6 separate regions of the Mus musculus genome follow, and regions 1, 2, 4, 5 and 6 are each linked to region 3. Evidence: chromatin loops called from intact Hi-C (ENCODE). Cell type or tissue: heart. All regions are shown on one strand.

Evidence for each region. Peaks named below come from ENCODE experiments on the same cell type or tissue, not always from the same donor. Only the 100,000 strongest peaks of a DNase experiment are listed, where the experiment ranks them.
Region 1: it touches region 3 in a loop (12-fold over the local background); 20 of 42 quality-filtered maps call a loop at or near these places.
Region 2: it touches region 3 in a loop (11-fold over the local background); 13 of 42 quality-filtered maps call a loop at or near these places.
Region 4: a loop joins it to region 3, with 6 times the contacts of the local background. A loop is called at or near these places in 8 of 42 quality-filtered maps.
Region 5: it touches region 3 in a loop (14-fold over the local background); 21 of 42 quality-filtered maps call a loop at or near these places.
Region 6: a loop joins it to region 3, with 3 times the contacts of the local background. A loop is called at or near these places in 8 of 42 quality-filtered maps.

What each region holds. Positions count from the first base shown.
Region 1 is chr12:109,956,519-109,960,518 of GRCm38, forward strand. No RefSeq gene overlaps it. Among named protein-coding and RNA genes, the nearest start is that of Gm34554, 37 kb to the left of the region's middle. In heart, a CTCF peak has its summit at 2,400 (motif pointing left); a DNase peak (open chromatin) is centred at 2,383; H3K27me3 peaks cover 200 bases.
Region 2 is chr12:109,604,783-109,608,782 of GRCm38, forward strand. Rian (RNA imprinted and accumulated in nucleus) reads left to right here. Exons shown (of 21, transcript NR_028261.1): 2 at 1,432-1,559. Among named protein-coding and RNA genes, the nearest start is that of Rian, 2.8 kb to the left of the region's middle. In heart, no CTCF peak of the experiment used is centred here; no DNase peak of the experiment used is centred here.
Region 3 is chr12:109,435,536-109,439,535 of GRCm38, forward strand. No RefSeq gene overlaps it. Among named protein-coding and RNA genes, the nearest start is that of Dlk1, 16 kb to the right of the region's middle. In heart, CTCF peaks have their summits at 884 (motif pointing right) and 2,377 (motif pointing right); DNase peaks (open chromatin) are centred at 946 and 2,386; H3K4me3 peaks cover 922 bases; H3K27ac peaks cover 3,536 bases.
Region 4 is chr12:110,396,788-110,400,787 of GRCm38, forward strand. No RefSeq gene overlaps it. Among named protein-coding and RNA genes, the nearest start is that of Gm40577, 19 kb to the right of the region's middle. In heart, a CTCF peak has its summit at 1,824 (motif pointing left); no DNase peak of the experiment used is centred here.
Region 5 is chr12:110,371,763-110,375,762 of GRCm38, forward strand. No RefSeq gene overlaps it. Among named protein-coding and RNA genes, the nearest start is that of Gm40577, 44 kb to the right of the region's middle. In heart, a CTCF peak has its summit at 1,821 (motif pointing left); a DNase peak (open chromatin) is centred at 1,849; H3K4me3 peaks cover 805 bases; H3K27me3 peaks cover 3,423 bases.
Region 6 is chr12:109,540,741-109,544,740 of GRCm38, forward strand. Meg3 (maternally expressed 3) reads left to right here and starts at 256. Exons shown (of 10, transcript NR_027652.1): 1 at 256-359; 2 at 2,960-3,109; 3 at 3,287-4,000. It overlaps Mir1906-1 (microRNA 1906-1), which reads left to right and starts at 3,801; the gene lies at 3,801-3,880. In heart, CTCF peaks have their summits at 1,413 (motif pointing right) and 2,322 (motif pointing left); a DNase peak (open chromatin) is centred at 231; H3K4me3 peaks cover 2,338 bases; H3K27ac peaks cover 1,480 bases.

The sequences.
Region 1 (4,000 bases), 520 kb after region 3:
GTCATATAGCACGATGGTGGTCTGGCCTGCTCAAAGGTGGTGCTCTTTATTCCTCCAGCCCAGAACATCCACACTGAATCCATCCTCAGGTTCCAAGCGAGGTCATTGCCTCCCACGTGGAAGATTCCAGGTAAACACGGGTTGAGTTATCACCATTGACTGTGTGTCTGCTGTCCTGGCTGAACTAAGATGGAAACTGTGGGCAGCTGGGTGTTCTGCCCACCAAACTTCTCAGCAATGTGGGAAGCACCACCCCACGCCAGCCCTCCAGGCCACCCCACAGGGCAGTAAACACTGTGGCCAGACTTCTGGGCGGAAGCCACCAAGCACACAGAGGAAGCCGGCTTGTGAGGAGGCTTTGAAAATGAACTGTTCAAAACAAGACTTGGGGCCTGGAGGTGGCTGAATTGGTGACGTGCAGGCCACACAAGCTTGAGGAGCTGAATGCTGTAAGAAGCCAGGCAGTGTGTACCTGCCACCCCAGCAGAGGAAACGAGAGGATCCCGGGGGCTCACCAGCCAGCCAGGCTAGCGGACCTGGGAGCTCCAGGCCAATGAGAGACCCTTGTCTCCAAAATTAAGGTGGGAAAGTGACTGAGAAAGCATTTGACATTGACCTTTGGCCTACACACACACACACACACATACATACATACACATAAACATACAAACACATGAACACACGCATGAACACATACACACATGAATATGCACACACAAACACATGAACACACACACACACACACACACACACACACACACACGCATGAACATGCACATACATGCAAACACACAAACACATGAACACCCACACACACAGGAGAGGGTAGGGCAGCTGTACAGGCAGCATAAGGGGACAGGGACAGTGGCCTTGGTACATCCATGCTATTGCTCTTGCTGTTGCCCCTGGCTTGCTCTGAGACTCATGGGAAACAGCTCACTCAGCCTAGAAGTGAGGGAGAGTTGTGCTTCCATGTCAGAAAACCTTGGCAGCTTCAGAGTAGCTGGCAAAGCCCAGGAGACACGCGGAGGAGCTCTCTGAGGAGCTGAGGCAAAAAACAAAACAAAACAAAACAAAACAAAAAAACCCAGCTACTGATGTGTAATGACTGCGGGGCCTCCTCAGGAATGTCTCCCCTAACACCCCCTTTTGCTGCCACCTTCCCTCACATGGCTTGTTCTTCTCTCTCTCTCTCTCTCTCTCTGTGTGTGTGTGTGTGTGTCTGTGTGTGTGTGATTGTTTGCAACAGCAGACAGGTGGACACCTCCTAAGGAAAGCCACAGGCTACCCACATGTTCCACCCTGTCCCTTCTGTGTGTGCCAAGCCACAGGGCATCTCTTCTCTCTGAGCCCACCCTGCCTGGGACTGAATACTGAAGAAGACAGGGGGCAGTATCTCAGAGCCCAGATGAGCCTCCTGCCAGGTGGATCCATTGTCTCAGGCTGGGGAGCGGGGGCGTCTAGAACAGGAGCATCAGTGGGAGAGCACCAGGGACCTTGGGACAGGGTAGGGAGACTGAATGCAGATAGATGGCCACTGGGTGCTCATGCCTAAACACCTGGAACTCTCCAGGAATTTGCATACATTCTCTCCCTGCAGACTCTCAAGGGTTCAGGCATGCCCCATTCCACAGAAGAGGAGATTTGCAGAAAGCAAGAGCCCTGCCTGCAGTGAGGCCCACTGTGAGCTAAGTACAGGACACAGGAGAGTGTTAGGCATTGGCCCTAGGAGGTCTGGAATCTGCAGGGGAAGGACATGGGGGACATTGATGCAGGGGTGGGCCTCCTAAGGTCCTCGAGATTTGAGTGCCACCCAGTGTGTATGCAGAAGGGGCGTAGAGGAAGAACAGGGAAACCATTCCTAATTTTCTGTGTGTCCCTGGGTAAGTCACTACCTGTCTCAGGGCCTTGGTTTTGCCATTTGTAAAATGGGTACTGGGACTGGCTAGGATGGAAGACTTCCTGGCACTGCAGTCTAGCAAGGGGGACAGTCAGTGCAGCATAACCCATCCCAGGGCCAAAGCTGAGGCTGAGCGACCTTGATGGAATGTGGAGCACCCTCAAAGCGGCACTGGACACTGGGCTCAGTTTTGGAGATAAAGAAGTAGGCTGGGTAAATTAATCTGAGCCTGTGCGTGCGTGCGTGCGTGCGTGTGTGCGTGCGTGCGTGTGTGTGTGTGTGTGTGTGTGTGTGTGTGTGTGTGTTGGGAGAGAAAGAGATGGAGGGGGGAGTCCAGATGGGTGTGGCTCTGGACATTAGGAGAAAGCCCAGAGTCCAGCACTACCTTGATCCTCACTCACTGTGAGTAAGAGTCTGGTATGCACAGCTCCCTGCCGCAGGGCCTCTGGCGGGAGGAGGGTGGATCCCTGCCAGGTCTCCTGGCTAGCACTGCCCCCCAGTGGCCGTCCTCCGTGCCCAAGGGCCTGGGGCTAGAGTAGATGGTAAACCAATCACAGGGCTCCACTTACCACCCAGGCAGGAGCGCATTTACCCTCTGGGAAAATGAAAACATTTCTGGCCTGAGACCTCCAGACCCACGGAGTTTCGGTCAGCTTGCAAACGGACACTCCACCCTGCCTAGGGGAGAGAGGGGCCGCCTCCGGTACCATACCACCAGGAGCTCAAAGAAAATGACCAGCACCCCAAAGTCCTCCACCTGAAGATACCTCTGCTCTGCCACCAGCTCTTGGTGGCCTCTGCTAAGTCATGCCCTGGCAATAGTTCTCAGTCATTTCCTGAGGGGTGTCAGAGCTCAGAAGCAACATCTTGTGAGCTTAGCACTTCAGGGTCTGATGGTAAGGACCCAGGAGCTGTGTCAAGTGACTTCTCAGCATTCCCCCATGGAGGGACACCCTCGGGCCTCCTCTAACACTGAGGTGAACTAGAGGGGGGAACCCAAACTGAAGCCTCCAAGATTTCCAGAAGCAGGAACCCACCATGTAGCAGTGGGGGCTAAAGGCCAATTCCCACCCAATGGGGCACTTTGTCAGGATCACTGGGGATGAGGGAGTTTTGGGAGCAAAGAGCTTGGCAGTGAGAAGTGGAGGGACCCTCATGGTCAGAGATGCAACAGAGGATGGGGTCAACAGGTAGGGAGAGTTTTCAATGGCTGGTCAGAAGTCAGCCTCCTTTCTGGATTCCTGAGTGGCATGTCAGGTGTCCAGTTATATGCAACTTCCTGATAAGCAGTCATGTTTGGAACATGCTAGCACTAAACACTAGAACCCACACTAACTAGTGATCTGCATTGTTATTTGTTAGATCTGACAGCGATGCTAAGCTTATCTTTCCTTGTTGTGGGGCTTGCCTCTGCTCAGGGCAAACCTCCCTTCTCAGGTTGTTGGGTCTAAAGGGTCTGGAGAGCCCATTGCCTGGATCCTGCAGATGACCTCAGTCTGCAAGGCCATCCAAATGAGAGGGAGTGTCAGCTCAGACCCTGGCCATCTGTTGTGTGTGAGGAGCTGGCCCCTCAGGTGTTTGGTGTGGATATTCCCTTCTATTAGGTCCAAATAGGGAAGGCTTAAAGAGCACTCCGGGGTCTCTGCTTCCTTAGTGAATCTTAGATCTTACCTCCTGGGTGTTGCTCCAGGTCCTTCAGGTAACCCCATATCTCTGCCCCCCACCCCCCACCCCATGCCAACAGGAAAAAAGTCCATTTGGTGGTTACATCCTAGGGCAGCTGCCTGAGTTCGAGACCCCAGACCTGGAGTGGTGAGCCTATGCACTTGCATGCAGCCAGCACGCCCTTGGAAAGAAGATCGATGGACAGCCTCTCCTGGGGACAGAGGTGCACAGCAGGAGGGATGGTCATCTCCCTTGTCTACTGATACACTCGCAGAACCTGGTAGGCCCCGAGGCACACCCTGATGCTCTCCCTGTCTCCTAACCCCACCACGGCCTCCACAAAGAGTTCCCAGTCTAGCAGGGTATTGTCAGGTCAGGGTTGCTCATGGAGGACAAGAGAGATTGCTTCACACTCTCCTGAGGCAGGCCTTGGGC
Region 2 (4,000 bases), 170 kb after region 3:
CACTCCACAAATCGTGTGGGCTAAAGAGCTGAACCTCAAGTGATTACAGACCAGCCATAAAGGCAACACAGTGCTTAATGCTCCTCAGGTTTTATTTTCCCCTGCCTAAAGTCATGGCAGGAGACTAGTCTGCATTTCTTCAGAGAAGACAGTTACCCAGTAAATGAAACAGCAGCTTTGCAACGGCAGAAAAAGGTGGATGAGTCTTCAGACTGCTGAGTTTAGAAAGGGTTAATTTTTTTTTTGGTTCTGAGGGTCTCTGAGCATCAAGTGCTTCTCTGAAGACGTGGGTGTAATCATATTATCTTTGTCACACACTCAGCCCTATGCGCAGTCTGAGATCCTGACAGCCCCTGACAGCTGCAGAGGGACTCACTAGCTAGGTCTGAAGCTCAGGATGCAAGCCAGACTTGGGGTACCTTGAAGAGAAAGGGGTCTTCTGAGGAGTCCAGTGTGCAGTGCGCTACTTGGATGATTTAGTGATGCTGATGCCAGGACCCTCTGCGTTAGACCCTGAAGGTACACAGTAATAGTGTGGGTTGCTCAAGAGTCAAGCTGTCAGGGCACGTAGCATGGCCTCGGCTCGTTACCAGCAAGCAGGCTGCACAGTTGAGACACATACCACTTCTGTGTTTATTTCTCTAGAGGACCGTGTCCCCTGTGCCAGCATCTATCTCAAGTCACATTCCCCTGGAGTTCCCATTCCATACAGCTAATCCCCTAGAACACGGGCCAGCGCATTAGCTTTCTGGGCCTCTTAAGGACCAAAGAGGAAAATGTTCCCCCATGGGTACATTGCAGACGTTGAGGGTCGGATTGGAAGTGAAATCACAGCCTAGGCTCACACCTGCTAGCTGCATGTCACTGACAGGCTGAGCGGACTGCGGCGTCAGCGCAGAAGCACAGAAAATAAAAATTAAATTTAAAAAAAAAAAAAAAGGAAGAGAAAAAAATATAAACCTTGACTCCCCTTTTGAGTCCCTTTGTGCTGAGAATTTGTTTTGGGCACCCACAACTTTAATCGAATTTGTTTTTTGATTATTCCCTTTGCTTGTTTATTTGTTTGTTTGTTTGTTGTTTGGCCAGTAAAATCCTCCAAAAGAATAAACAACAACCATAACAAAGAGCCATTAAAAAAAAAACCCCATGCAAAATATTTATTGTAATTGTACAGCAAAAGTACTGCTAATTAATTTGGTGGTTGGTAAAAGTCCATGTGGTTGTAGGACTGAGCCCCTCCCTCATCTATAGCCCCCTCCTCAATTTAGCTGCTGTGGTCCTCCTGGGCTCCTGCATTTTTCTGTACATTTGCACACCTCTATAAACACACCTTTCCAGAGTCCCTGACTTTTTTTCTTTCGTGCGGAGGCTGTTTCAGAGCTAGCGTTCTTCCTTTAGCATTTTGTATCAGCTTGTTTTCCTCCCCTCCAGAATTGCTTGGCCATAACAAAGATCCATTGCCTTTCTGATGACACCCAGCACCTCGGATTCTGTATACACGGGAGGTGATTTAAGCATCTTACTGCCACCCTGAAATCTGGGGTCCTTTATCCTGGCAGGTGTAAGTAATTGCTGAGTGCCTTGGATCTGGGGAGAGAGCTCCCGAGCCCTTATGACATTATTACAAATGAATATATGAATGCATACGTTAGCGGAATGAAAGGCACTGTGCCTCGGACCAACGATGGGAAACTGTCTTGGAACAAAAGATCATGATTAATCTGGTCCATTGTAAAATCCAGACGTCCATTAAAAGACAATAGGTTTGCGCATTTCCCTCTTTTTAAGAGCTGTTTAATATTCCGGTGTACGTATGCAACACCCTGTTCTGTTATTGAAAATGCCAGCTGTCCTGTTCCCTTCCTGGAGAGTGCGTGCAGATAGAAGCCTGGTGAACATCCTTCTCATCAGGGCAGGTCAGGGTTCCTGTTTGTTCAATATGGTATTTAAAAAATAAAACCATAAATACATCCATAAAAGTGTTCTCTGCAAGGATCAGCGAGGAGGGCACACCACACACACCCACATTTTAATTAATGTGATCCAGCTCAACTGATGGCCGATTAAAGAGAGCTAAGCTGTTTTCATTTTATGCCATTGCTGATGGCACCACAGAGAACATTCTGGTAGCTAGCCTGGTGAACACATCCCTCTGTTTATCCCAGCCCCTTAGCGGTGGGCTAGCTGAGTAAATGGTTTGCACAGATTTGTTTTCACTGAGAAATCTTTCTAAAATACCAGTTTGCTCCCGTGTAGCCTTCTAGCCCTTTCGCTGACTTCCCAGAGCTTCTGGGATTAAGTCCAAGGGGAAAGGAAAAAAGCCTGATACAAAAGTCCGGTGTTCAACGGCTTGTACCCTCCTAATACTCCCCACCCCACGCCTTTCCCCCCACTGGACACACTGTGCTTAAGCTGAAGAATAAGCTTGACACCCATCTCCTGATAGCACCCCCATAGTTAGGCGTGTGCCCCACCCTGTGTCCAAAATTTCCCAGTCCATGGTCTTGAACTGCAATGCCTTGCTTATAGGATTTCCTATTCTAAGGCTATTCCCCCTGTCCCCCCTCCCCGCCCAGTGTAATTAACAAAATGGGTCAGAGGTTAATCACCATGTTCTTTTGCCCCTTCCAGAAGACCCTTTTGTGTTTTCCCGACACTTACTTCGGAGACCGCCCCTCTAAGCAGAGGGCCATGTCGCCTGCTGCGTGTTGCTGGTGAGTCTGCATATCGCCGTAATACTACACATGGAATGACACACTCCTGTGCACACACCTGTACACACATGCACCTCATAGTTGTGATTAATTTTACAATGTGACTATAATCTCTCAGCTTGCTCCTTGCCCTCTCGTCCCAGGATACAGGATAGGGAAAGAGCTGTGACAAATCAGTTATAAAACATACAGGTCTGAGAGTGGACATTTGTGTCTTTGAGTCGGCCTTGCCTCTAGGGTCAAAGGACGTGGCATGTGTGTGTAGGGTGAGATGGCGTCGGTACCCTTTCCTTTTTAGTGTGGGAGTAGGCTTGTCAATCATAAGTAGCCATCTTAACTCCCATCCAGATACTGCATGGTCTCTAGCTGTGTGTCCTTAGGTAGCCCAGGAGTGTCTCTGTGTTTTGGTTCCTTCCTTTCATTTTTCTTTAAAAATCCAGAATCTCTCACACAGGCCCATTGAGATGTCTCTGAGAAAAATAACTCATATAAGTCATCTGGCATAGGAACACAGGCAGGGTACTCAGTAAAATCCAAGCTTCCCTAGCCCAGCCCAACCCAGCCTGGCCCAGCCCGGCGCGACCCGACCCAGCCCAGCCCAGCCAGGTACCACCCATTCCCTCCCTCTTCAAGGCAGCTCTGCCTTTTCAGAGAACATGACTGACAGACGCAAAACAAAAAGCCTCCAGGATGAATAACGCCCCCGGCTCCCCTACCCAAGCCCTGACCCCTTTTAGACCCTCCCAAGGTACCCCTGTTCTTCCTCAAACGCCTGGGGGTCGGCCCAGCTACCCTACTGCTTTTAATTGGGTTCCCCTGTAATTTGGTAGGGAGTGAATCTTATTTTCATATAAATAAATAAAAGAAATCAGATTGCGCACAGGAAGCATTTAGAGGCTCTTATTTCACTGCCTTCAGCATGAATGACTCCCGAGAAATAGTGGGGGTGGTCTCCAGATGACCCCCAGAAAGCTTAGCTGCTCAGTGGTACAGAAACGCCTGGCCTGACTCACTAAGCCGTCTGTGTGCTGTGCGTTCAGGGGAAGTGCAACTTGCCTGTCGCCCCTTACACAGAAGGGACCCTCCTTGTTTGCCTGCACAAAGGCGCCTCTCTCTCTCTCTCTTCAATGTTTTCTTTCTTCACTGGTCAGGCAGATGGTTCCTCCATGTGCGACCCTGCCACAGAAACCCATTTCTCAACTCCCTCAAGCCTGTATTTCATCCCCTGCCTTGAGCAACAGGAGTTATCAGAGGTGGAGTGTTCCCTCCCTTCCCAGCAGGGGCTA
Region 3 (4,000 bases):
ACCACATGGTGGCTCACAACCATCTATAATGGAATCTCATGCTCTCTTCTGGTGTGTCTGAAGACAGCTACAGTGTACAGTGTACTCATATACATAAAATATGTCCTTTTCTTTTTTTTTTTTTTTTTTTTTGGTTTTTCAAGACAGGGTTTCTCTATGTAACCTTGGCTGTCCTGGGACTCACTCTGTAGGCCAGGCTGGCTTCGAACTCAGAAATCCTCCTGCCTCTGCCTCCCGAGTGCTGGGATTAAAGGTGTGCACCACCACGCCTGGCTCATAAGTCTTTTTAAAGACAAAAATAAAATATAATTTTAAGTCCCACATGTCTCGAATAAAAGGCCAACCCCACTCAGTCTGGGCTCTGAGGTGGTCCACAGTTGGGCATCTGGGAAGTCACAGGGAAGGTCCTCCCAGAGAGCTGTGGGATGGCCCAGTGCCAGACTGCAGCCACAGTCCTCTGATCCCAAGGAGGCCAACTCTTGAAGGGTCCCAGTGTGTGATTTTCTCGTCTCTCAGTCTTCTGCCCTCTCTGATTTTTCTTTAAATAGCACAACAGCAGCAAAGCCAACCAGTTACTTCTCATTTTAAATTCTCACTCTGTCTCCAAATCCCAGCTGAAAGGCAAACTCCCTGGCCAGAGCACTCAGTCTCCACTCAAAGGCAACCCCCAGCCTTCACACGCTCCCTTCTGCCCCTATGCTGGACCCAGAGGGCCACGCACGGGAAATAGAAGGGATCATCTCCGGGCTTTGTAGATATGGCTGCAGCAGCAGAAGACATAAAGAGAGACTCAGGATCCTTCTCTGTCCTGTTCTCCACAACCACACCTGGCCCAGAGACACCCCTCCCCCCAGATTCCCACAGGTCAGTTACTGGCCCAGGCCTCTGGGTGGCACTACCAGTCCTAGGCTGGAGCAGTCCCTGCCTTGCCCCGCCCCGCCCTTTCCACACCTCTCGGGACTCTTCTCATATATCCCCCTGGGGTGGCAGCCAGGACCAGGCTTCCAGGAAGGGGAGAGCCCAAAATATCTCTTCTGTCCTGTTCAAAGTAGCCCCACGGCAGGCTGAGACCGATGTACATCCCACGTTCCCTAATTGGGGGTGGACGGGACAGAGGACCACTCTGGGAAAAGGCCCTTGTTTGTACAAGGAAGGGCCAAAGGTCTCAGATCCGTGTCACCGCAGAGTCTGTGTGAAAGTGGCGCTGGCCTTCAGAGAACCACATTAGGGAGAGCTTTATGTTTGTATAGGGAAGGACAAAGGTCTGGGAACGATGTTACCACAAGAGCTGAGCAAAGTGAGACTGTCCTTCACACATCGGGGTGGGCAGTGTGGGTGAAGAAGCCACTGGAGGAAGCAGGGCTTCGTTCTTTCCATGTTCACACAGAGAAACAGCCCCTGCCTGGGCCTCTGGCTCCCTTCCGCATCCTCACACACCCCTGAACGGGCCTCTTCTGTGCGCCCCTCCTGCTGAGGGGATGTAGAAGACCTTCACCGCCCTGACACCAGGGAGCCATTTGGCCAAGCCTGGCTGTACGGATGGGAAACTGTATGGAACAGGCCGTAGTCTGGACTGTGTCTCACGTAGCTGTCTGTTCTGCTCCCATGAGGGGTGAGAGCATCCAGCCACCTGGCTGCGTTTGCTGGGAACGGACGTCAGGAGCAGTGACTGGAAGGCAGGGGGCCTAGTTGGGGAGGGAGGAACTCTGCAGGCTTGAGGCACCTTCCACCCCATATGACTGCCCAAAAAAAATACCTTGCTCGGGAGAACAAGGACCCCTCTCACATCCCCCACGTTTTAGACGGCCCATTACCACAGTTACAGACTCCTGGCTGTCTTTGGGTCCCCTCTCCTCATACACAGCTGACTCTGCCAGCTTCCTCTGCCCGGCCCCCACACTGCCAAGGCTGATAGGATTGGGCCACGGGGAGGAGTGAACCCCCAGAACTATCCGTCAGAATGCCTGGACAATCAATGCCTGGGAACGTCTGTGCTTCCAAAAATTTGTTATCGGTCTTCCTCTTGGGCCTCCTGAGCAGCCTGTATTGAGGAAGTTTGGAACAAGCAGTATGGTTCCTGGGACATGAGTTATGACAAGCCTGTGGCTTCGTGACTGGAAGGACTGGGGCCCTGGAGGGATTTATCACTCTGAAGAGAACCTTCAGAGGGCTTCATTAGGCTGAAAACGATAATGAATAGGCTCCCCTTGCCTGCATTCATTCACAACGGCTCTCCTCTTATCTGTTCCCTACAGGAGCCACTCTCTGAGGAAATGCAGACATCCCGGGGATGAACTGGTAACTGCTGCAGAGTAGGCGCCTTCCAGCCCTCTTCCTCCTCCACGTTGGCGAGGCGAGGCCAGGAGACCCGCCGGCAGGGGGCGCAGCCAGCTCGCCGAGAGCAGGGGCGCTAGGCGGGGCAGGTGTGCTGCCCGGGGAGCCAGCGGGACCCAGGGTGGTAGAAAAGTTGAGGCACGCAAAGGGGGAGTAGGGCGAGCCTTCTGGGGCCTTCAGGCCTGCACTGCCTTCCAGATAACCACATCCGGCCATGTATGGATATAAGCCAGATGCCGCCATCTCCCCCACTCTGTTTCTTTTTCTTTTAGAAGTGGTTTAAAGAGTAACACTGACTCTCTTCCGCACGACACTTTAAGGAGTGAATCCTCCTTCCACCCCAGTCCCCGCCCACTCAGCAGAGGTGAATGCAGTAACAGTTTCTTGTGTGATCTTCCTGAAACATCTATGTCTGTGTAAACATATACATAGAAAAGTGGATCTGGTACGTTCCCTTTCACACTACATAAATGAGTTCATTATATACACACTGTTCTGTCTGGAGCCTTTCTTTCTTTCTTTCTTTCTTTCTTTCTTTCTTTCTTTCTTTCTTTCTTTCTTTCTTTCTTTCTTTTTTTTTTTAAATCTTACCACTACTCATCTTGGGGATATGTGAATGTATTTTCCCTGTCTGTGTTAAACGGAACAGACGCAGGAGTGGGAGGGGGACTTGCTAAGGAGGAGAACTGCCTTTAAACTTCTACTTCTGTGTCTCTCCTCTATCTTCCCTACTCCAGCCACGCCCCACAGCACCCCACTCCTCTTCCTCTACCCCATCTCTGCCCCTTGGCCTTTCAGCTGTCGCCATGCCCTTCTTCCACCATGGCTGCCACGGTGACCGCTGGGGCTTCTTAAGGCTCTGACCTTGTAGCTTCACTTCTTGGAACCTGCCTGAGCTTTTCCTGTGGCAATGCCCAGTAAGGTCATGTTGGGGACCCCTCCAAGCTTCACCTCCTTAGGGACAGCTGCTCCCCTCACTCTTCTGAGACTCAGCTCCCAAAATAGCCAGGCGCCCGGGTGCCTGGCCTGCCCTGGCTGGGCTTCCTCCTGTTGCCGGGAAGACCTCCCCCTCCCCTGAATTGGCACACTCCTTTGAACCTATCAAGGCCCATCTCTACCTCCACTGGGATGTCTTCCAAAGGCCCTGCTGGGGCCTAGTGGCTCTCCTGGGGCCCAGCTAGAGTAGCTCACACAGTCTGACCTGACCTGCGTACTCTGTCCGTCTCGGGGCTGTTGCCCAGGGCTGGGGACTCTACTTCAGTTGTTGTGGCCTGTTCTTCCCCGCATACATTTTCCTTCCACTAGGCATGTAGCAGACTAGAATGTGCTTACAAGGTCTGCTCCACGTTGCTCCCACTTCAAAGGCCCAGTAACAAGGTTAGAGAGGGGCCAAGAAGGGTGTCCAGCGTGCTAGTGTCTATCTATGTTTCCTTAGCTCTGAGACATGAAACTCTAGACACGATCCTCTTTTCAAAACTCTTGTTTCTTCCTCCAATATGGGAGCTGAAGTCCACACTCAGGCTATCAGTTCAGACACTCTTTAGAGCCTTCCAGACTTGCCAGTGGCATTCCCAGTGCTGAGCAGTGGCTTTACCAGCGAGCATGCCAAATGAGCTCTATTCTTCTCTAGGCTCTGCATAAACGGCCAAGCTGGAACTTGTTGGGA
Region 4 (4,000 bases), 960 kb after region 3:
TTTCATTGAGGATTTTGCATCTAGGCTCTTACATCTTGGGTACTGAAATAAAAAGGCTAATGCTGAAATGTTTCACATGTCGGGATTCTATAAAAGGATCTGAAGCAGTCCCACCCAGAGAACAGTTACAGATACATTTGAAATCAGTGAAAACACAGAAAAAACTTTATTAAAAACACAAAAAGAAACAAATGGGGGAAGTTGGGGCTAATGGGAGTGATGACCAAAATTTTAAAACTCACTGAAAACAGGATCAACTACCGAATGACGACAGACAAAGTCAGAGCCAGCGGGCTTGAAGATTAAAAGACATGGGAAGCAATGAATCTGAACAGATGAAAACAGAAGATGGATGGAACTTTAAAAGCTTGTTGTTAGATGGTATCAGAAGACCTAAGGTTCAGGTCTTCAAAGTTCCAGAGGAAACAAAGGACAGTAGTGTTGAAAAGGTGTTTGAAGAAGTGGCATGCGTTTTCTCAAGTTTGGCAGAATGTAAGTCTGCAAAGTCAAGAAGCTGAGCAAAGTCCAAAAAACAAGCAACGTGAAGAAATCAACACCGAGACACATCACAGTCAGACTTCTGAAAACTAAGGGCAAAGAAGAAATTTGGAAGCCCTGAGCAATGATTCGGAGGGGCTCACGGGAGGGGCCTGCAGGAGGGGCTCCGAGGAAGTCACATGTCTTTCAAATGCTGAAAGAAAAGAACTATCAACCTTGGATTCCCTGTGAATCATGATTGTTTAGTTTGGGGTTTTACTTATTAAGGCCAGTCTCTGTCTTTTCACCAGGGAGTTTAGCTCATTTATATTTAGAGTAACCAGGGAGAGAAGAGAGCTTTCCTTCTGTTGCTTGGCTCTTCCTTCCCTGAGTGTGCCTTGCCGCTGCTCTGGCCCTTCCTGTGCCACTGACTTCTGTTGAGTTCTACTGTTCATAATGAAACATTTAAACTCTCATTTCATTTTGTGTGTATTCTGGCTTCTTCGTGGTCACCATAGGGACTCTGATTAACACCCTAGAGTTATATCATCTGACTTGAATTTATTCCAGGTTAACTTTAAGGATTTACAAAGCCCCCAATCCCATTGTTAATATTTATATATTTTGGCCAAGTAGTGATGGCTCACACCTTTAATCCCAGCACTTGGGAGGCAGAGGCAAGATGATCTCTATATGTTCAAGGCTAGCCTGGTCTACAGGGTGAGTTCCAGGATGGCTAGTGGAACAGGCTCTATTCCCAGTCCTGGCTAAGCCCAGAGTGTTCTTGCCTGAGGGAGGTTCTTTGCCCAGCCTCAGGCAGAAAGTTAGTATTTTGAACAGGTCCTTAGATTCAGAACTCAGACCCTCACATCTACACAGCAAGCGTTTAATCAGCTAAGACTTCCCCCAGCTTTCTCTCCATATTCTTAACCCAAGACATTGCTGCTGATATGAACGTTCACGCGAGCACACAGCCACTGCCGACATCGCCGACATAGCTCTTTATCCTTCCTGCATCCCTTACCTTCATCCAGACTCACCCTTTTGCCTGAAGAATGACATCTGATATTTTTTTAAGTGTGGTTCTTCTCACACCAAATTCTATTTCTGTGTGTATGAACATTTCCTTACGTTATTTTGAATGATATTTTCTATGCCTCTAACTTCATTTCTGCTTAAAACCAGCTCTGTGGGGACCCAGGATGTCGGCGAACCTGTGCTGCGGGAACCTGTGCTGCGGGAGCTTGTCCATGGGTTAGTTAAAATGGGGAAGAAAATTAACCTTCCATCCTGTGTCTGCTGCAGTAGAACCCTAGCAATGATGGAGCTCCGGCGCCTCCTGGTGGCCAGAAGGGTAAATATGGCTCACAGCTAGAAGAAGACTTCCTCCTACATCATGACTACTAAACGCAAGGTATGTCAGACAGAAACTATCCAAAGGGGAAAGCCAAAGCATGTAGATAAAGAGACAAAATAGTAGAAATCCTACAGATGCTTAGATATTGGAATTATCGTTTATAAACTTCCAATAAGTATTTGTTTGTAGGAGACCATCAGCAAGACCCTGGGTTTGGGTAGAAACCATCAGGAAGAGATGGAACTTGGAATCTCACACCTGTGAGGGTCAGCACCACAAACTTGGTCTCCCGCCTGCCTTCCGGCCTTTGTCAGGGTCTTCCGCAGCTCAGCTGCCAGGCGCTGAGACTGGGGGTTTACTTTCTCTCCATTCTGAAGGCTGAAAAGTCCCGGGTCAAGGTGCCAGGCTGCTCATTTTCTGGAAGGGGACAGCTTCTTGTTGCCCCCTTCCATGACACAGAGAGGGGGGAATTGAGTCTCTGCCTCTTCCTAGAAGGCACGTCCTGGAAGACAATCTACAGGACCGGCTCCCTCCACCCCACTTTACCCAGGCCTCGATACCTTCCCTCCTAGGCTAAGACTTCAATGTATGGACTTTGGAGAAACCCAAGCACTGGGTCTGGAGCAGCCACCTCCTTTGCTGCAGCCACCTCCTTTGCTTCAGCTGTTAAATCTCTCCTGCTTCCATATGGCGTCACCTGACCACACCCCTGTGTGACTCACCTCACCTCTGGCCTCCATTTGCCAGGATTCCCATACCAAGGAGTCAGCCCAGGACTCACAGCATCTTCTTGACACCCATGGGGTGAGCAAGCCTTTGAGAACCTGACTTGAGCACTGAGCGGTAAAGAAATGACCTCCGTTTCTCCTCCTGCCTGGACATTCAGTGTCCGCAGCCCTGGGGAAAATGCCCTCGTAAGAAGGGCCACTAGGGGCTGGTGATACGGCTCAGTGGGTAAGAGCACCCGACTGCTCTTCCAAAGGTCCGGAGTTCAAATCCCAGCAACCACATGGTGGCTCACAACCATCCGTAATGAGGTCTGACTCCCTTTTCTGGAGTGTCTGAAGACAGCTACAGTGTACTTACATATAATAAATAAATAAATCTTTAAAAAAAGAAGAAGAAGAGCCACTAGTTACGCACCTCAGCGTCTGTCAGTTGTACCCTGTGTCCCTACACTCTGTTCTCACTCCTGGTCTCTGGAGTTTACTCCACACTGAAACTGGAGTTCTAGCTGGCATGGTGTTGCACACCTTTAATCCCAGCCCTAGGGAGGCAGAGGCAGGTAGATCTCTAGGAGTTCACGGCCAGCTTGATCTAAATAGTGAGATCCAGGGCAGGTGGGGCTATAGACAAACAAAGGATCTCTAGCTGCACCCCACACTTACCTTCTGGGTGGAATTATTCTCTCTGGATGCCACAGCACAGAGGAGACCCACAAGTCAGAGGCTTACAACAACAGGAATTTATTCCCTCACAGCTCTGCAGCCAGGAGTGTGAAATCAAGGCGGCAGCACGCCTCTAAGTCACTTCTTCACATCATCAGCTTGTACACAAGAGAAGGCCTTTTTCTCTGCCTGTCTGGGTTCCAAATTTTCCCATTTAATAGAGAAACGCTCTGGCGCGCACCTTCACGGCCCGGCGCTAACGGCTTGGCCTCCATAAAGACCTCATGCGGCCTCAGCTTCCTTCTGAGGAAACACGGTTTAACACAGTATCACCAGTATCACTAAGAAGCTCTCAAAAAACCAAAAGCAGGAAGAGGGGACGGGGCGCTGACTAGGCTGGCGCAGGGACCCGAGTGCGGAACCCCGACGCTGAGTATGGCAACACATGCCTGGAACCCAGCGCTGTAAAGATGGAGACAGGAGGCTCCTGGGGCTCGCTGGCCAGCCGGGCTAGCCAAAACAGCAAGCTCCTGGACCATCAAGGGATGGCGGGGTGCGGGGGGGGGGGCGGGGGGGGTCTCAAAAAATAAAATGGAGAGCAACTGGGGAAATGCCAAAGTTGACCTCTGACCTATACACACAGGAAAAGTAGAAGAAATACATCTCTAACTTCCAAAAAAATCTAAAAGAGATTAAACTATTTTTTAAAGCAGACTATAAAAGACATAACACCTCGTAAACAGCATCACGGAGCTCCAGAGTACTCACCACGGGGAAT
Region 5 (4,000 bases), 940 kb after region 3:
TGATATTACATAACCTCCCCAAACAGTGTGCCTACCTGTGGACCAAGTGCTCAAACCCAAGAGGCTGTGGAGGAGATTTTTTGGTTCAAACCAGTGCAATCCCTGCATTCCATGAGACTCCAAAGGACCTGCTGACTATAGCTCAGCCTTAAAGGGTTTGCTTGGCATACACAGGCCATAAGTTCAACCTTCAGCCTGTAAGAGGGAGAGACTGGCTCTACAACCTAAGCTGAATTCATGCCACCCTTCACGAGTCTCAGTGTCCCCTGCATCCAACAATGGAAACTGGCCTGTGTTTCAGGACCCTGAGGTGAACACAGGCCAGGCATGATCAGCAGCACCTGGATTAAGGTAAGTTCTGCATGGCAGAAGATCATGCTAGCCATACTGAGGCTGCCAAGGGCACAGCAGGAGGCAGCCCCACCGGGCCTGCTCTGGGAGTGTGTGGGGGTACACCCAGGCTGGCAGGAGGACTGTAGCAGGGAGCCAGAGCCTCCCGGGCACTCTTGCCCTCTGCTCCGGTTGTTCACTTCTAGGAACTGACCCTAAGGCCGCAATCAAGGATTCCTACAGCGCCTAGCCCAGGGCTGCGCTGGCCAGGCCATGTGGCGAGTCAGTGTCCACACCCTGGGGGGCCTCCTCTGTGCAGTGCTGTGTAGCTGTGGGAAGCCAGGATTTTGGCTAGATGGCATGAAGCTGGCATTAAAACCAGTGAAAAGGTCAGGATGGGAACAACTGTACGTGGATGTCCTTGACGGGAAGCTGTTTGGGCATTCGTTTGAAAATGTCCCGGACTGAAGAAGCACCCTGACCTTCCTGCCAATTCCTAGGGCCCCCCAACCAGCCCCTTCCTGAAATTTGGTACCTAAAGCCAGAGCCCAGACCTCTCCCTGCCCCTCCAAATCCCTGGCCTCGCCTACCACCCCTGGGAAGCAGATGATGGAATCTTACTGGTGAACTGGCTTTGCTGACTACCCCATTTCTTTTTACCCTTCCACATCATCTGAAAGGAGCAGAGAAGCGAAGCAAGCTAGGGCGTTGGCTGGCTAGGGATTTGTCCCGATCCTACACCTCACCCCCTCCGCCACACATCCACACTCTTCCAGTCCCTCTCCCCACTTCCCTCCTGCTCAGGGCCTGTAGCAGCCTGCTCCAAAGCCCAGAAAAGGAAGAAGAAGAAAAAAAAAACCTAACAACAATAACAATGCTCAGAGTCAATTCGCCGAGCCTAGCCATGCTCACGGCTGTCTCTCAGAGCTGCCCCCTCCAGACTCAGTTTCTCTACCTGGGAAGGAAGCATAACCACACCCCGCCCCGGGACCAGTGAGAGTCTGTGGAAGGAACAGTGTATGGTGTGAAGGGGTACCCTCTGGAGGCTTCTCCTGGGGCCCCCAGACCCTGAAAAGCCAGAGCAGAACCAAGCCAATCGCTGCTTTAAAGACATACCACTCCCCTGACAGCCCGAGGGCCAGGCCAGCCATGAAGGCGGAATCAAGACCCCAACAGAATTCTGTAATGAACACTCTGCTGTCTCAGTTTATGAGAGAATACATAAGACGTGTAATTGCTTTTGTATTTCGGACACTCATTAGAAGAATAATAAATGTTATTATTTATTAATATGGCAATGAATCATTCAGTTTTTTAAATTAAACATTAAACCGCTAACAAATTAAATGTAAATTATTAGGCCCGCGGATGATGGAGAGGCTCCCCGGGGAGGGGGCAGCTCGCTGGCTGCGCAGAAGCACGCCGCATGTCCCGGGACACAGCCGCAGGGCCGGGGTGAAGCGAGGACAAGACGGCTTGTGGGCTCAGCCTGCCCCCTGCTGGTTATCAGCAGGAACGCAGCAGTCGCAAGCACCCCATCCGCCCAGCGCCAGACTCCTCTGGATCCTTCTAGAAGCAGCTACGCCACGGGCTGTCAGGCGCCTGCGCTCTTGTCCCGCATGAATTTTTGCTGCGCAGACCTAGTTGGGGAGGGCTATCTGGCTTGGAAATGCGTGCGCCCTTGAAAGAAAACCGCCTCCTCTGTCCTCTGCAGCCTGGACCATAGTTCCTGGTGCACTGTCGTCACTAATAAGCATCCACTTGTAGAAAAAAAAAAAAAAAGCACAGAGATCCTCAGTATCTAGCAGAGGTTGCACAGCCAGAAGCTGGCAGAGTAGGAGATTGCAGTCCACCTGTGTCCAGTCCAAAGCCTGTGTTTATCTTGTATTGCTTGTTGGCCCTCTCAGGAGTTGGGGTCCCAGGCTAGTCTTCTGGAACCCATAAAGAGACACCTGTGTAAGGAGCCAAGGGAGTTATTTCCAAAGGACTAAACACCACATACCAAGTTACCTAGTGCACATAGCTGTTCAATAAGGTAGGCGCACGCCCACGCCCATTCCCAGGATATGTAAGCTGAGGCTGAAAAAGACTGCAACAAGCAAGAAATTAGAACTAGTACCTGCCAACCCAGACTTGGCTCCTGATCACTCCAGAACCAGACCCCATTCCTCAGGAAGCAGTGAGCAATCCCTCTGCCCACTCGTGTGCCCACTCCCCTGTATAACACACACACATGCTGGCCAGTACCCATGCCTTAAGGGAACACTAAGCTCAAATCGTATGAGTCCTCGTATGAGGGCACTGGGGGGCGGGGGGCGCGGGGGAGAACCGGGGTGGGTCCCTGACGCCGACAGTGCTAGTACGGCTGCTCTCTGGGACCTCCAGTTTATTCTTTAAGGAAGATCTCAGGAATTGAGCCACTGAACACTGAAGCCCCAGTCCCACAAAGTAAGGCTTCTAGGAAATACCCCAGACACTCGCTGAGACAGACTTCTGGGAAGGGGCTCACAGCCCACCCCAAACTGAGGGGGTTAGCCCTCTGCCGTCAGCCCAGGCTGCTGGGACAGGGAAGTCCAGCCCATAGGCAAGCCCTGGCTGCAGCTATGGGGTCTGAGGGCAGATGCACACCTGGGGGTCCTGGTCCTCTCTTTTACTCCTTATCTGTGTGTGATCTCCGCCCTGGGCTACCCCTTGGCTCCCCACAATACCCTTCCTGCCTTGGTCAGTCTAAGTGGATATCTGCTACACAGAAAGCCACTCTCTGTCAGATTATCACGTTATCCCCTCATAATAGGTACAACAATTATAAGCACCCATCAAGCCTGGCTGACGGACCCTACATCATAGGGCAGATTGAGCCACGGTTTGTTTCCCTGTGTCTCCCCTGCCCCTCTGACACCCACCCCTAGGAGAGGATGGTCGGGTGAAGGAAAGGTAAGGGGTTATTGCTTTTCGTTTGGCCCAAGCTGGGAACCACTGGAGGTTGAACTGTGAACTTGTTCCAGCTTTCCTCTGGACCTGGATGTCCCACCTTTGCAGTGAGGTGCTACAAGGTACCCCAGTAGGAGTGTGCAGAAGGTGGGGTGGGGGGGGAGGCCAGCTCCAGGACCCAGCTCCAGGTCAGATTGGGTCAGCAGCGTCGCCATGCAACGGGCGCCAGAATGAGGCTTATGCGTCTGCCTCCTGTCTGGGTCCTGCCCCAGGAGGGACTGACAGGGCTATTATTGCTGTTCTTGCGCAGGGCCACTCAGACACCAGCTAATTTGTTTCAATCGCACCCCCTCCCTTATTGATCAGTGCTTTCGTAGGGTGTTGCGTTAAATGACTTGTCGCCATAGCAACCATCAGATACTCCTGGGGACCGATGAGTCTGTTTCCTGAGCCAGATCGCCCCCTAAGAGCGCGAGGGAACAAATCTCTTTTCATATCGTGGCTGTCTGCTGAAAGGGACAGGATATTGCTCAGACGAGTCCTTTTGAAAAACAATATTAAAAAAGAACATAACCAGGTTTTTCAACAGATTATAAAGTTGTTTCATAAGGTGCCTTCCTCTTAAGAAATATGAAATCAGATTTTAAAACCTTTGACCAAGTTAATCTTTCTCCTGACTACTTTGTCTCTCCTTAGGAAATAAGCTGAAATATGAAAGCACTTCCCTGCATAAAGACAT
Region 6 (4,000 bases), 110 kb after region 3:
TAGGGCTCATGTAGGGAAAAATCACCAGCGACCACAGGGTGTTGGTCATGGCGGCCAGGGGCACTGCGGCAGATTTTTTTTTCCTTCGTTCTTTGCTGCAGTCTGGGTGCGGCTACAGCAATTTGTCATAGAATCTGGGGGGCTCATTTTTCCGGCCAATCACTTTTAGAGAAATGAGCGCATTGCAGCAGAATGCGCTGACGTCAAAGACCACCCCTTCTGCGCCTTTATATAAACCCCACCCAGCCAGCCCCTAGCACAGAAGACGAAGAGCTGGAATAGAGCTCGCCTCGGCTCTGCTGGCCTTGGCTGCAGCTCTTCCAGAAACCCGGGGCGCCCACAGAAGAATCTCTTACCTGGTGAGTGGTTAGCCATCCTTTGCCTGAAAGGATGTGCAAAAATGAAGACGACATCACTATCTGGCTTCGGCTCCGTCCTCCTGGACATGCCGAAAGGCCAGTGCTGGGGACCTTCTCCCAAAGCCAGCCCCTTAGCCTGGTCCCCAGCATCCAACACGAAATTCTGCAAGGAAAAGAATCCTCAGGCACATTTTTCTCGCGGGTGTGGGGGGGTCCGGTCCACTAGGGCTTTTTTTCTCACTAGTGTGGGCAGCGCGGTAGAGACCCTGATTAAGAAAAGCAGCAATAATGAGATATTCCGCCCCCAAATCCAGTGTATTTTTGTTTCTGGGGTCTAAAAACCTGGTTTTGGTGGCTGAAAGCCCCCCTTAGAATCGCATTAATGGTGAGAGACATGGCGGCGATGCATCATCCCGCAAGCCCCATAAAATGGGGGGGGGGTACCTGAAAAGGGGGGTCTCGAGCCATCTTTTTCTCCTAGCCAGGTTCTCGGCGGAACGTGGGCGTAAGATTTAGAGGTTCATGTTGACCAGCAATTCTGAATCCAGATACTCGGGTTTAGTATAGACCTAACCTCGGGCAAAATATAGTGGGAAAAAAAATGTAACCATTACTAGCCGTTTCCTGACGCAGCTACTTTAACAGCGGAAAGAGAGGGCGTCAAAGGCAAATCTAGCCGGAGACCCCCAGATCACAGAGAAGGCTGCGGAACCGGGGGGCAAAGGCAGAATAGATGTGGGGGGTGGGCTAGGGTAGAAAAAACCCCACGTCCTTGCGTCTCATAGGAAGGAAAAGATAAAATGCAGAAAAGGGGGTGTGTGGAGGTGTGGGGGGTGATCTGAGTGCTGGAAATTTGGAGGCAGGGTTCTTTTTGGCATTGCGCATGATGGCTGCGGCTAGATTCTGACGTGTTGAAGGCTTTTGACTTTTGGTAAATCACCTTTTGCCGTTTCCTTTGTCCCCGTGAAGCCCCCCCTGGCCGCCCCCTCCTCATTCTGGGCTGGCTGGCTGAGGGGGGGGGCAGCCTGAGGGCTGCGACGTGGCAGGTTTCTAGAATGTTCTATTGATGGCCGCAAGAGGGCGCTGGTGGCACTGCGGAATTTTGGGGGGCGGGGTGGGGAGGGAAGAGGAGGTGGCCTTTGTTCTCCTGCAGGAGGGGGTCGGGAGCGAGATGGGTTGCGGGACCATGGGTTCATTTACCTATGGGGAAATGTTAGTAGATACCTGGATTCACTAAGGTGCGCTTGCAGGACTTACAATAGGTCAGAGATGGCGTCATCTGCAGTGGCTGTGTGATTTAGGGTGTCATGGACGCAGATTAATTTATTTTCAGTGATTTGTGTTTTCTGGGGTCTTAGAAAGGTGTGGCTTTTTGAGGAAGAATTGCAAAAAATATTAATTAATTAGGCGTCATCCATAAGGGTCTTGAGAGTTGACGTGGCAAAGGGGGGGCAAGGTTTTGAGGAGAAGGGTGTTAATTGGGTGGGGGGAGGCAGGGTGGTCTGCCTTTATTTTGTCATATAGCTGAAGACCTCAAAAATGAGTGTTCTGTATTAAGAATTGAGTCTTTAAATTTTAATTATGCTTAATTGGATTTACTAATGGTGGGTGGGGGCAGCGTCCTGCTTTTACTTATCAGGAGTAGAATTGTGGTCTGGGGGCAGCCCCTTACTGCAGGGTCTCTTTGGTGCAAGGCGGCTCCTGGATGCCTGTGTGTGTGCTGCGTCATGTCTGGAAAATGGCTCAGGCAGAGGCGATGGGGGTGCATAGCGACCCTTAAAGATGGCTGATGTGGGCTCTGCCCCCCCCCCCCAAGCCTGAAACCTGTTGGGCGCCCTCCCCCCTCCTACGTCAGTCTAGCTCTAGCAGCTGCGTCCTGGCGCCTGTGGGGGTGCCTCAGGTGGTTGGGCTATTGGAGTCTTAGTGAGTGCGGGCCGCGCGCCCCCTAGCGGTCTCTATGTGCAAATGGTTCTTGGCCTGCCAGACTAGCGCTAGAGTTGCGCATGCGCACACAGCTAACACTTGTGACCTGTCAATCAATTCATCTGTACCCCTCCCATTGCTGTCCTCCCCTCCCATTTCTCCTCCTACTTCTCCTCCCATTTCTACTTTCCCTCTTCCCCCTCCCATTTCTGTTTTCCCTCCTCCCCCCTCCCATTTCTTCTCCCTCCTCCCCCTCCCATTTCTTCTCCCTCCTCCCCCTCCCATTTCTCCTCTCCCTCTTTCCCCTCCCACTTTTCTCCCCTATCTTCCCCCTCCCATTTTTCCTCACTTCTTCCCTCCTCCCACTTCTCCTCCCTCCTCCCTCCTCCTTTCTCCCCCCCACCCACTTCCCTCATTCCTCTTACCCCTCCCTTCCTCCTCCTTTCTCCTCCCGCCCCTACCCATTTCCCTCATTCCTCTTACCCCTCCCTTCTCTTCCTTCCCTCCACCCCATCCCTGCTTCTCTTCCCTGATCCCTCCCACCCCTCCCTCTTTCCCCCCAAGCCTTCCCCTCCCTTCTCTCCTCTTTCACTTGCCCCCTCCCTCTCTATGCTGTTCCTGGGCTGGCCGTTAGAGGTCATCAAGGTGGTTTCTAACAACCCCCTCCCATATCCTAGGCTCTCTCTTCAGGGATGACATCATCGGCTCACACCAGTCTTCCAGGACCACCTTCTGGATGCCAAGGCTGCTGCTCGAGTACCTGCTGTGCACCTCTACCTCCTGGTACCCCAGCCACTCCCTCAAGTTGCCTGCATGTTATATGGCCTGTGAGCTCTCCTGCCCATTGCACATTCATCACCCCCAGACCCATTAGCCATTAAAGACAACTTAAAATGTTAAATAATTAGCTGAAATTATAATTAGTTATAATTAATTAGCTTACATTGTAATTAATACCTATACCTGGGCATTTAATAAATTCTCTAACCTTTGGTTATTTGTAGAGCCAAGGAGCACGGATTCCAGGAACCCACTACCATACAGAGCAACTCCTTGTGGACCCCCCTGGGATCAGGACAGCGAGGGACAAGCGACAAAGAGGATCATCAGTGGCCAGCTAGTTTCTCTGGGGTTCAAACCTTGAACCAGTGCCCTAGTGAGGGGGCACTGGCCATGGCCCTTGACCTTTGCTCTGCTTGTGTCTTGAGTCTGAGCCCTTTCCTGTACATCTGTGCTCGTGTTCATCTGCTAGTGAACTGGAGTGCTGCCCTCCCCGAGGAGGGTCGTCCCTTGTGACTGATCATGCTGTCCTAACAATGTCCTGAGCAAAAGGGTCCCTTTGGGAACCTCTCAGGAGGGGGACCCGGGTCAGGGGCGACCAGCATCTTGCTGGCAACTCCGTGGGTGGGGTGGGGTGGGGTGCTTCCTTCTGGAATGAGCACGTGGCTGACCCCCCAAGGCATGTCCCCTCCCCCTCCTCCACCCACCTTCTCGGAGATGTCCCTTTTGGGGTAGTGGGGACATTAGGAGCAACCTCCTAGGGTTGTTGTGAGAATTAAATGAACTGCAGCAGCCTGAGGCAGGGCTGGGCAGAGACCTCAGCACATGTTTGTTGAAAGGTTTGCAGGTGGATCTAGTCCTCCCGTTCATGGCTCATGTGTCTCAACCATTCTCTCGCAGACTCCTGCAGCCCCTATGCCCAGGGCTCTCCTTGCGCC